Linked DNA regions of Homo sapiens: region 2 is linked to region 1. The links are chromatin loops, found by intact Hi-C in ENCODE. Cell type or tissue: CD4-positive, alpha-beta T cell. All regions are shown on one strand. Links, peaks and the distances in the headings refer to the core of each region. The heading gives the core; the rest is flanking DNA.

The links. Hi-C counts contacts between places; a loop is a spot of excess contacts. Peaks named below come from ENCODE experiments on the same cell type or tissue, not always from the same donor. Only the 100,000 strongest peaks of a DNase experiment are listed, where the experiment ranks them.
Region 2: a loop joins it to region 1, with 2.4 times the contacts of the local background. A loop is called at or near these places in 18 of 110 quality-filtered maps.

The regions. Positions count from the first base shown.
Region 1 is chr2:108,591,507-108,596,888 of GRCh38, reverse strand. The region is part of intron 1 of LIMS1 (LIM zinc finger domain containing 1); the gene reads right to left. Among named protein-coding and RNA genes, the nearest start is that of LIMS1, 60 kb to the right of the region's middle. RefSeq lists silencers at 2,443-2,492, 2,513-2,602 and an enhancer at 1,794-2,993. In CD4-positive, alpha-beta T cell, for the core only: no CTCF peak of the experiment used is centred there; a DNase peak (open chromatin) is centred at 2,558.
Region 2 is chr2:108,710,161-108,715,542 of GRCh38, reverse strand. It overlaps the pseudogene RPL10P5. Among named protein-coding and RNA genes, the nearest start is that of RANBP2, 6.6 kb to the left of the region's middle. In CD4-positive, alpha-beta T cell, for the core only: no CTCF peak of the experiment used is centred there; no DNase peak of the experiment used is centred there.

The DNA.
Region 1 (5,382 bases), core at 123-5,122:
CCATCCCAAGTACTTCAAGTTCCTATTTCCTCAACATGCCCCCCTCCTTTTTATTTTTATTTTTTTTTGAGACGGAGTTTTGCTCTTGTTGTCCAGGCTGTGCAATGGCGTGATCTCGGTTCACAGCAACCTCTGCCTCCCAGGTTCAAGCGATTCTCCTGCTTCAGCCTCCTGAGTAGCTGGGATTACAGGCATGCACCACCACGCCTGGCTAATTTTGTATTTTTAGTTGAGATGAGGTTTCTCCATGTTGATCAGGCTGGTCTCAAACTCCTGACCTCAGGTGATCTGCCCATCTTGGCCTCCCAAAGTGCTAGGATTACAGGCGTGTGCCATGCCCGGCCAACATGCCCTTTCTTTACATACATCCCTAATGGGGAAAGTAAAATCTGAGACCTAACTGAATTCCATTGATCTGTTCTGTAAATCATTTTACATTTATGTTAATCTTCCAAAAAGTGTGCTCCCATTTTCCTCACCTCTTATTTTTAAAATGTTATCATATATAACACCAGACTCCTGAGCCACCCTCTGGCTTTTCTGCCCCTTCCACAGCTACAGCTCATCTTCCACGGACCCTTTCATTTCCTCCTTTGGAAATTAAAGACAGCACATGCTCATTTATCTCACACTCTTTTGTAAGAATTACAAATTAACTCGTATTAATACTAAGAGTATTAATTATCGCTAATTAGAAATAAGCTGAGAAAGATAAAGTACTATACAAATGTTGGCCGCTGAATGGCTACAGGGACACATGAAGTCAAAACAGTATCAGGTCTTTCTATGTCTGCGGCAGAATGCCAAAGCCCTGACACACATCCTTTTAGCAGCTTTAAGTCACTTCTGCAAGTGAATACTAGGAGATCGTCCCTTACTCCTGATCTTTGCTCTCAGGGGGCCACTTCAGCATAAGCCTTCCACCCTCCACAGATAACCTCAGGTTCTCCTCAAGCCTCTAGATCTTATTTCACATTTTATCATAGGTGCAACTTCTTGTGTACTTAACACTGTTGAACTGTTGAGTTTAAAAATGATTAAGGTGGTAGATTTTATGTGTTTTTTACCACAATAAAAAAAAGAGGCTCCAAACGAGCTGCAAAATGAGGGCCCTAAAAGATTATAAAGGACTCTAATTCTAATGTTTTTCATTTTTCAGATGAAGGAACAGAATGAAAGTCCCACAGTTGAGAGCCAAGAACAGGACCTGGGGGGTACACTGATTCCTAGTACACAGTTGACTACAGAACAACAACAACAACAACAAAATAAACCAAGTACAATGGGAAAAACTGAAGAAAATAGTTAAGTGGGACAAAGGCAACAAAGTAGGCAGAATCACAAGAAGAAAGAAGACCAAGGGAAAATTTCAAGAACATTTTTTAAAGTAAGAAAGCATGGAAGAAATGACTGAATATTATAAATATAGGATGGTCCCTGTTTTGCTGGAATAGCAGTCTGAAACCATCATTTATCTTGGTCTGGGTGGAGCTGAGGTCTGGGAATTCCCATATAAGGTAGTTTGTTCATGCTTACTTCCTCAAGCACACATTACACCTCCTCATCTGAAAAAGGCACTGGAAGAAAAGATTCTTTGGGAATGACATCCACACATACATTAAAGGCTGTGGTTTCCACTCCTAATGGTTAGTAGATTTGCCAAGACACAGCATCCTCGCAACCCCCACCCAAATACGGTTCAGCATCTAGCAGTCAACACCACAGGGCCTTCCTGTGGTCACGACTGGCAGTGGTGATAAAGGTCGGTATGACCTTACTGCTCTCCATAAATAGCCCTTCAGTCAGTAATGTCCTTGCATGATATGGTCACATTCTTTCAAGAGCAGCCCTGCTTTTATGTATGGTACCTTCCTTCCACAGAGCTTTCCATCTCAGGTGAAGCTGCTTTCTTGCCCCACCATAATTCCTCTCAATGACTTCAAAGCAGGGCCTCTACATTCGATTTTTTTTTAGGATGAGTCTGTCTACCTTTTTTTTAGAGCTATGCTGTCTACTTTGGTAGCCAGTAGTCACATGTAGCAACTTGAAATGTGGCTAGTCTGAATTCAGATGGACTTTAAAGTACCCACTGAATTCTCCTGGTAACTTTAAAATGCTGATGACATGATATGTATATAGCTTGGACATGATGACAGTTTGATATACTGGGTTAAATTAAACATATTATTAAAATTAATCTTCCCTATCTCTTTTTTCCTGTTTTAAATGGCTACTAGAAAATCTTAAAACTACACATGCTGCTTACATTGTATTTCTACAGGATAGCACCATTCTAGATAGTATAATAAGCCCTGCTTATTGAATACGCTCAGTAGAAAGAAACCCTGGAATCCTTTCATTTCAAACGATCTCCTGTCGGCCAGCCAACTTTCTTCATTTGCAGGTGAGATTCTTCATCTGTAATGTAGACAAAATAAACCCCCCTCACAGACTGGTAAGGACTGAGAACACAAAGAAAGCATTTTAAGCGTTCAGCAACACTAAATGTGTTCTCAGTAAATGTCACTTCCCTTTCTGTGGGTGCATTCAGTAGCTGGTTTAGTCATCTTGGGGTTAGTCATGGAACGTCTGGATTCCAACCCTCTTTGTTCCTTTTTCTCCACTCTAATCACTTCCACAGAATTCACCATAACTTAGAGGGCAGGGGTCTGTGGTGAACTTTCTAAGCAAAAGCTACCCCTTCCCCACAGCTGAATTTTTTACTCCTACCACTTGTCGACCATATCCTTCCCACCTCTTCTCTGCTGGTGCATTCATTAATAAATTATTAAAATTAATCTCAAAATTCTGGCTGCTGCTCATTTTCTCCTTTGGGCTGTTACCAGTAGCTCACTGCTATTGTCTGAATTTAAAGGGAGCTTTGTTACTATTCTAGCTATTTCATGTGTGAACACTTCCTTCCCCTCAAGTGCATGGATATCCTTTACTTACCACTAGGGTCTCACCAGATATGTAATGACTGAAGGATTCTACAATGGTCCTAGAAATAAGTAAAATAAAACTGAATGTTGACTTTTAATTACTGACCAGGCCAATCAGGATTACAGGAATGAAAAGTACCTTTTATGACTAAGAAATCACATCTGACTTGGCAGTCTGGTGTTATTTCTGGCTGGTTTATCTGTGGAAAATTCACTTTATGATTTCTTCCCAGCTGTTGCTAGCAGTGTGCTAGGCTGGCAGCCCTAAGAGTTGAATCATCCCCATGGATGATACTATTTTCTCCTTCCCCACCCAACCTTTCCCAGATACTTGGCATTTTTTAGTATTATACAGGTGCTAATTGTTCTGAAAGTCTGGCTTAAATTAAAGTTTATTGTAAATTGACGTAATCTAGCATCTGGATATCATTCTGTGTCTATGTCCCTTTTCACAAAGACAGCAACTCCAGGTCTGGGTAGGCTTGAGAGTGGGGATGGAGAAGTAACTCCGGCAAGACCTTTTCCCCAGCATTCCTTTATAGAAGGCAGGCGGTGAGAAGGAAAGAATTAGTGAGGGAAAGAAAAGGCAATCGAAGGGGAGAAGATTTAAGAAAGAAAAAAGCAAAAGAAAGAGAAGAATGGCTTTTTTCACAGTAGAAGTCACACAGTGGGAGGCTTGGATAAGGTTTAGATATGTTTGGAAGTAGAGAAAAACCATGAGACTATCAGGCACTAAAGTGAATTTAGTTGCTTTCAAACCCTGAACTCTAGTAATTCTGGATCTTAAAGGAGATATGCATAAATGATGCAGAGTAAACTAAAAAACAAAAGCAGAGAATGATTGGAAGTCCCTCAAAAAGCTAAACATAGAATTACCACATGACCCAGCAATTCCAGTTCTGGGTATATATCCAAAAGAATTGAAAACAAGGATGCAAACAGGTATGTGTACACCCATGTTTACAGCAGCATTATTCACAATATCCAAGGTATGGAAACAACCCAAGTGTCCTCCACAACTGAATGTTATATACATTTTACTATTAATACAATAAAAAGGGGAACATTTGTTGTTCACCTAGATCCCACCAAATATCAAGCTAGGATCCTTTTACATACACTACTCACAGATTAAATACTATTGCCATTTACAGATGAGGAATCTGCAACTCAGATATTAAATAATTTGTTCAAAATCACACAAATGGCAGAAGTAAAATTTAAACCCAAGGTCTTTCAACTTACACCACAGTATTTCAAGGATAAATAGGCTCAATGAATAAAGAACAAGTGAGAAAAGTATACGCTCCTTATGGTCTGAAACTGTTAAATAAGTGACAAGAAAGACCATAAACAGCTGAACCCGAAGAACTTGGTAGTCTAAATGTCTTCCCAGGCTGCAAACAAACTTTCTTTCAGCATAGCACATTTTAAAGCCCTATAAGGGAATCTCTGCCTGTTCTCCACACACCCCCCTCCCACACACAAAAATTGGTATAAGTTATTTTTCAATTTTTTTAGATTCTGTATTATATGTCCCATCTGGGCTGATAAAGTATCCTTTTCTCCCAACAATATTATCATACATTTGTGGCAACATTTGGGGTATAAAATACCTCCCCACCTGCCACTTCACTTATTTTAATCAAGCACTCTACAGGACATCAACATTTCATCCTGTAACTGTTCTGACAAACTGCGCCTCAGAAGTGACACACCGACTCAGAGCTAAAACACTGCTCCTGTATACCTCCTTCTCCTGGAACTAATGGGTCAATCAACATATGGCTAACTTTTGGGCAAGACCCAATTTAAAATCACTGTAAGTCCCCGCATGAAAAAAACAAAACTAGGCTGGGCGTGGTGGCTCACACCTGTAATCCAAGCACTTTGGGAGGCCGAGGCACGTGGATCACCTGAGGTCAGGAGTTCGAGACCAGCCTGGCCAATATGGTGAAACTTCGTCTCTACCAAAGATACAAAAATTAGCCGGGCATGGTGGTGCGTGCCTGTAATTCCAGCTACTTGGGAGGCTGAGACAGAAGAATCACTTGAACCTGGGAGGCGGAGGTTGCAGTGAGCTGTGATCATGCCACTGCACTCCAGCCTGGATGACAGGGCGAGACTCTGTCTCAAAAAAAAAAACAAAAAAAAAAACTAAAAACATTTTTAAAAGTTCCCTTAAAAGGCCAAGCATGGTGGCTCAAGTCTGTAATCTCAGCATGTTGAGAGGCCAAGGCAGGAAGATCTCTTGAGGCCAGGAGTTCAAGACAAGCCTGGGCAACACAGTGAGACTCTGTTTTTATAAAAATTTTAAAAATTAGCCAGGCATGGTGGTGTGTGCCTGTAGTCACAGCTATTTGGGAGGCGGGAGCAGGAGAATTTCTTGAGCCCAGGAGGTCAAGGCTGCAGTGAGCCATGATCGTGCCACTGTACTGTA
Region 2 (5,382 bases), core at 295-5,294, 120 kb before region 1:
TTATGCCCACCCTGTGTCAAACAAATCTTTCTGCATCATTTTTCTTTTTTGAGACAGAGTCTCACACTGCCACCCAGGCTGGAGTACAGTGGCAAGATCTCAGCTCACTGCAACCTCCTGTGGCAGGCCAGGTCTCACTAATGCAGACTTTCATAACAACTGTTTCAGTAATTACTGAATGAAGTTAAATACTAAAAGCCAGTGCCCTTATACAAAGGCTGGGATGTAACAAAAGGCCATCAAAACTTTTGCCTAGGCCTGTCCTGGGCCTTAAAGCATGACACAATAATGAAGGAATTTTTTTTTTTTTTTGAGATGGAGTCTTCCTCTGTCACCCAGGCTAGAGTGTAGCAGCAGGATCTTGGCTCGCTGCAACCTCTGCCTCCCAGGTTCAAGTGATTCTCCTGCCTCAGCCTCCTGAGTAGCTGGGATTACAGGCATGCATGACCACGCCCGGCTAATTTTTGTATTTTTAGTAGAGATGGGCTTTCACCATGTTGGCCAGGCTGGTCTCGATCTCTTGACCTCGTGATCCACCCACCTTAGCTTCCCAAAGTGTTTGGATTACAGGCATGAGCCACCGCACCCAGCCCATAACGAAGGAGTTCTCAACAGGACCCATTTAGGATTAAACCAGTTTTATTGCGGGTCTGAAGAAACTCCCCAGGTCTCCACAGACAAGTTTATTGGGGGTCTGAAAGAACTCCCCAAACCTCTGTGACTTAGCGGGAGGCAAGATAAGGGTAATCACCCCGGCACCGAGGGGGAGCTTGCAGTGAGCTGAGATTGCGCCATTGAACCCCAGCCTGGGGGACAGAGTGAGACTCCGTCTCAAAAAAAAAAAAATCACCCCAACATCTAGACCAATTAGATTAAGTAAATTTACTGAGGCTCCAGAGGGAGGTCTTCAGGACTCAGACCTTAGTTATATATTAAAAGAAGTTAATCACTTACGTCTTTAGATGAATGCACACTTACACGTAGACATATAACTTAGAAGGTAGATAAGCTCTGGAAAACTTTGTAATTTTGAGTTGGTCTGGCGATAATTTCCAGGCCTTCTTGCTGTAACTGGTTGCAGAAATAAAAACTCTCTTCCTCCCGAGTTCATCTGCATCTTGTTATTGGGCCATGAGAAATAGCAGCCCGACCCTCAGTTTGGTTGGGGAACACTCCGTCTCCCAGGTTCAAATGATTCTCCTGCCTTAGCCTCCCTAGTAGCTGGGATTACAGGTGTGTGCCACCACGCCCAGCTAAATTTTTTTTTATTTTTAGTAGAAATGGGGTTTCACCATGTTGGCCAGGCTGGTCTCGAACTCCTGACCTTAAATGATCTGCCCGCCTCAGCCTCCCAAAGTGCTGGGATAACAGGCATGAGCCACCACGCCAGCCTCAGCACCAGTTTTCCAACAGCATGTACTCACTTCATGTCTCTGTATCACATTTTGGTAATTCTCACAATATTTCAAATTTTTTCATTATTATAATATCTGTTATATTGATCTGTGATCAGTGATCTTTGATGTTACTTATTGTAATTGTTTTGGGGTACCGCAAGCCATGCTCATACAAGACAGCAAACTTAATTGATGAATGTGTCTGTTCTATCTGACTGCTTCACTGACCCACCATTCCCAGTCTCTCTCCCTCTTCTCGGAGTTCCCTGTTCACCTAGAGACAACAATACTGAAATTAGGCACCTTAATAATCCTACAAGGGCTTCTAAGTGTTCACATGAAAGGAAGAGTTGCATGTCTCTCACTTTAAATCAAAGCTAGAAATGATTAAGCTTAGTGAGGAAGGCATATCAAAAACCAAGATAAGCCAAAAGCTAGGCCATTTGTCCAGAAAAATGATTCCTTTCAAATTCTGCTGCTCATTGACAATGCACCTAGTCACTCAAGAGCTCTGATGGAGATGTACAAGTAGATTAATGTTTTCCTGCCAGCTAACACAATGTCCATTCTGCAGCCCATGGATCATGGAGCAATCTTGACTTTTTTTTTTTTTTCTTTTTTTTTTTTTTTTGAGACGGAGTCTCGCTCTGTCGCCCAGGCCGGACTGCGGACTGCAGTGGCGCAATCTCTGCTCACTGCAAGCTCCGCTTCCCGGGTTCACGCCATTCTCCTGCCTCAGCCTCCCCAGTAGCTGGGACTACAGGCGCCCGCCACCGCGCCCGGCTAATTTTTTGTATTTTTAGTAGAGACGGGGTTTCACCTTGTTAGCCAGGATGGTCTCGATCTCCTGACCTCATGATCCACCCGCCTCGGCCTCCCAAAGTGCTGGGATTACAGGCGTGAGCCACCGCGCCCGGCCGCAATCTTGACTTTTAAGTTTTTTTTTTTTTTTTTTTTTTGAGATGGAGTTTCGCTCTTGTCGACCAGCTGGAGTGCAGTGGCGCAATTTTGGCTCACTGCAACCTCCACCTCCCAGGTTCAAGCGATTCTCCTGCCTCAGCCTCCCGAGTAGCTGGGATTACAGGCGCTCGCCACCACGCCCAGCTAAGTTTTGTATTTTTTTTAGTGGAGATGGGGTTTCACCGTGTTGGGCAGGCTGGTCTCAAACTCCTGACCTCCGGTTTAAGTTTTAAGAAATGCATTGCTCTTTCTCTTAAGCGCGCCGCTGAAGATCCTGGTATCGCCATGGGCCGCCGCCCCGTCCGTTGTTACCGGTATTGTAAGAACAAGCCGTACCCAAAGCCTCAGTTCTGCCGAGGTGTCCCTGATACCATCATTCTCATCTTTGACCTGGGGCAGAAGAAGGCAAAAGTGGATGAGTTTCCACTCTGTGGCCACATGGTGACAGGTGAATATGGGCGGCTCTCCTCTGAAGCCCTGGAGGCTGCTTGAATTTGTGCCAATAAGTACATGGTAAAAAGTTGTGGCAAAGACGGCTTTCATATCCGAGTGCAGCTCCACCCCTTCCATGTCATCTTCATCAACAAGATGTTGTCCTGTGCTGGGGCTGACAGGCTCCGCGTATGCGAAGTGCCTTTGGAAAGCCCCCGGGCACTGTTTCCAGGGTTCACATTCGCCAAGTTATCATGTCCATCCGCACCAAGCTGCAGAACAAGGAGCAGGCGATTGAAGCCCTGCATAGGGCCAAGTTCCAGTTCCCTGGCGGACAGAAGATCCACATCTCAAAGAAGTGGGGGCATCATCAAGTTCAATGCGGATGAATTTGAAGACATGGTGGCTGAGAAGCAGCTCATCCCAGATGGCTGTGGGGTCAAGTACATCCCTAGTCGTGGTCCTCTGGGCAAGTGGCAGGCCCTGCACTCATGAGGGCTTCCACTGTGGTGCCCCCTCTTAATACTCACCAATAAATCCTCCTTCCTGTCCACCTTAAAATTTTTTTTTTAAATGCATTTAGTAATGTTACAGCTGCCATAGATAGGGATTCCTCTGATGGATCTGATCAAAGTAAATCTGGAAAAGATTCACCATTCTAGGCGGCATTTAAAACATTCATGAATAGGCCAGGCCCGGTGGCTCATGCCTGTAATCCCAGCATTTTGGGAGGCTGAGGCAGGCGGATCACCTGAGGTCAGGAGTTCAAGACCAGTCTGACCAACATGGTGAAACCCTGTCTCTACTGAAAATACAAAAATTAGTCGGGCATGGTGGCGTTCACCTGTAATCTCAGCTACTCAGGAGGGTGAGGCAGGAAAATCGCATGAACCCGGGAGGAAGAGGTTGCAGTGAGCTTAGATCACGCCACTGCACTGCAGCTTGGGTGACAGCAGGCACGCACCACCATGCCCAGCTAATTTTTGTATTTTTAGTAGAGACGGAGTTTCACCATGGTGGCCAGGCTGGTCTCAAACTCCTGACCTCAGGTGATCCACCCACCTCAGCCTCCCAAAGTGCTGGGATTACAGGCATGAGCTACTGCACCTGCCCTATGTTTTGGTTATTAATCCCTTGTCAGATAGATAGTTTGCAGATAATTTCTCCCCTTCTGTGGGCTGTCCCTTCACTTTGTTGATTTTTTTCCCTTGGGGTGCAGGAGCTTTTTAACTTAATGTGATCCCATTTGTCCATTTTTGCTTTGCTTGCCTGTGCTTTTGAGGTATTACTCAGGAAATCTTTGCCCAGACGAATGTCCTGAAGAGTTCTCCCAATATTTTCTTGTAGTAATTTCATAGTTTGAGGTCTTAATTTTAAGTGTTTAATCCATTTTGATTTGATTTTTGTATATGGTTAGAGAGAAGTCTAGTTTCTTTCTTTTGCGTATGGATATTCAGCTTTCCCAGCACCATTTATTGAAGAGACCGTCCTTTCCCCAATGTATATTCTTGACACCATTGTTATAACGGGTCCACTCTACTGTGTGGATTTGTTTCTGGGTTTTCTGTTCTGTTCTAGTGGTCTATGCATCTGTTTTTATGCCAGTACCATGCTGTTCAATTACTATAGCTCTGTAGTATAATTTGAAGTCAGGTAATGTGATTCCTCCAGTTTTGTTCTTTTTGCTCATGATAGCTTTGGCTATTCTGGGTCTTTTGTGGCTTCATATAAATTTTAGGATTATTTTTTCTATTTCTTTGAAGAATGTCATTGGTATTTAATAGGGATTGCATTGAATCTGTAGATTGCTTTGGGTAGCATGGACATTTAAAAAATATTGATTCTTCCAATCCATGAACATGGAATATTCCTCTATTTATTGGTGTCCTCTTCAATTTCTTTCATCAGTATTTTATTGTTTTCATTATAGAGGTCTTTCACCTTTTTGGTTAAGTTAATTCCTAGGTATTTTATTTTATTTGCAGCTATTGTAAATAGGATTATTTTCTTGATTTTTCAGATTTTTTGCTGTTGGCATATAGAAATGCTACTGATTTTTATATGTTTGTTTTTTATCCTCCAATTTTACTGAATTTGTTTTTCAGTTCTAATAGTTTTTTTGGGGGAGCAGGTCATTAGATTTTTAAAATATAAGATCATATCATCTGCGAACAAGAATAATTTGACTTCTTTCCGATTTGAATGCCCTTTGTTTCTTTCTCTTCTCTGATTTCTTTCTCTTCTCTAATTTCTCTAGCTAGGACTTCCAGTACTTGTTGAATAACAGCGGTGAAAGTGGGTATCCTTCTCTTGTTCCAGGTCTTAGAGGAAAGGCTTTCAGTTTTTCTCCATTGAGTATGATACTAGCTGTGGGTCTGTTATATATGGTTTTTATTATGTTGAAGTATGTTCTGTCTATACGCAGTTTTTTGAGAGTTTTTTTTTTAATCACAAAATACATTGATTTTCCCATCTCAGCCTCCTGAGTAGCTGGGACTACAGGGGCATGCCACCACACTTGATTAATTTTTTATTTTTAGTGGAGGTGGAGTCTTGCTATATTGGCCAGACTGGTTTCAAACTGTTGGCCTCA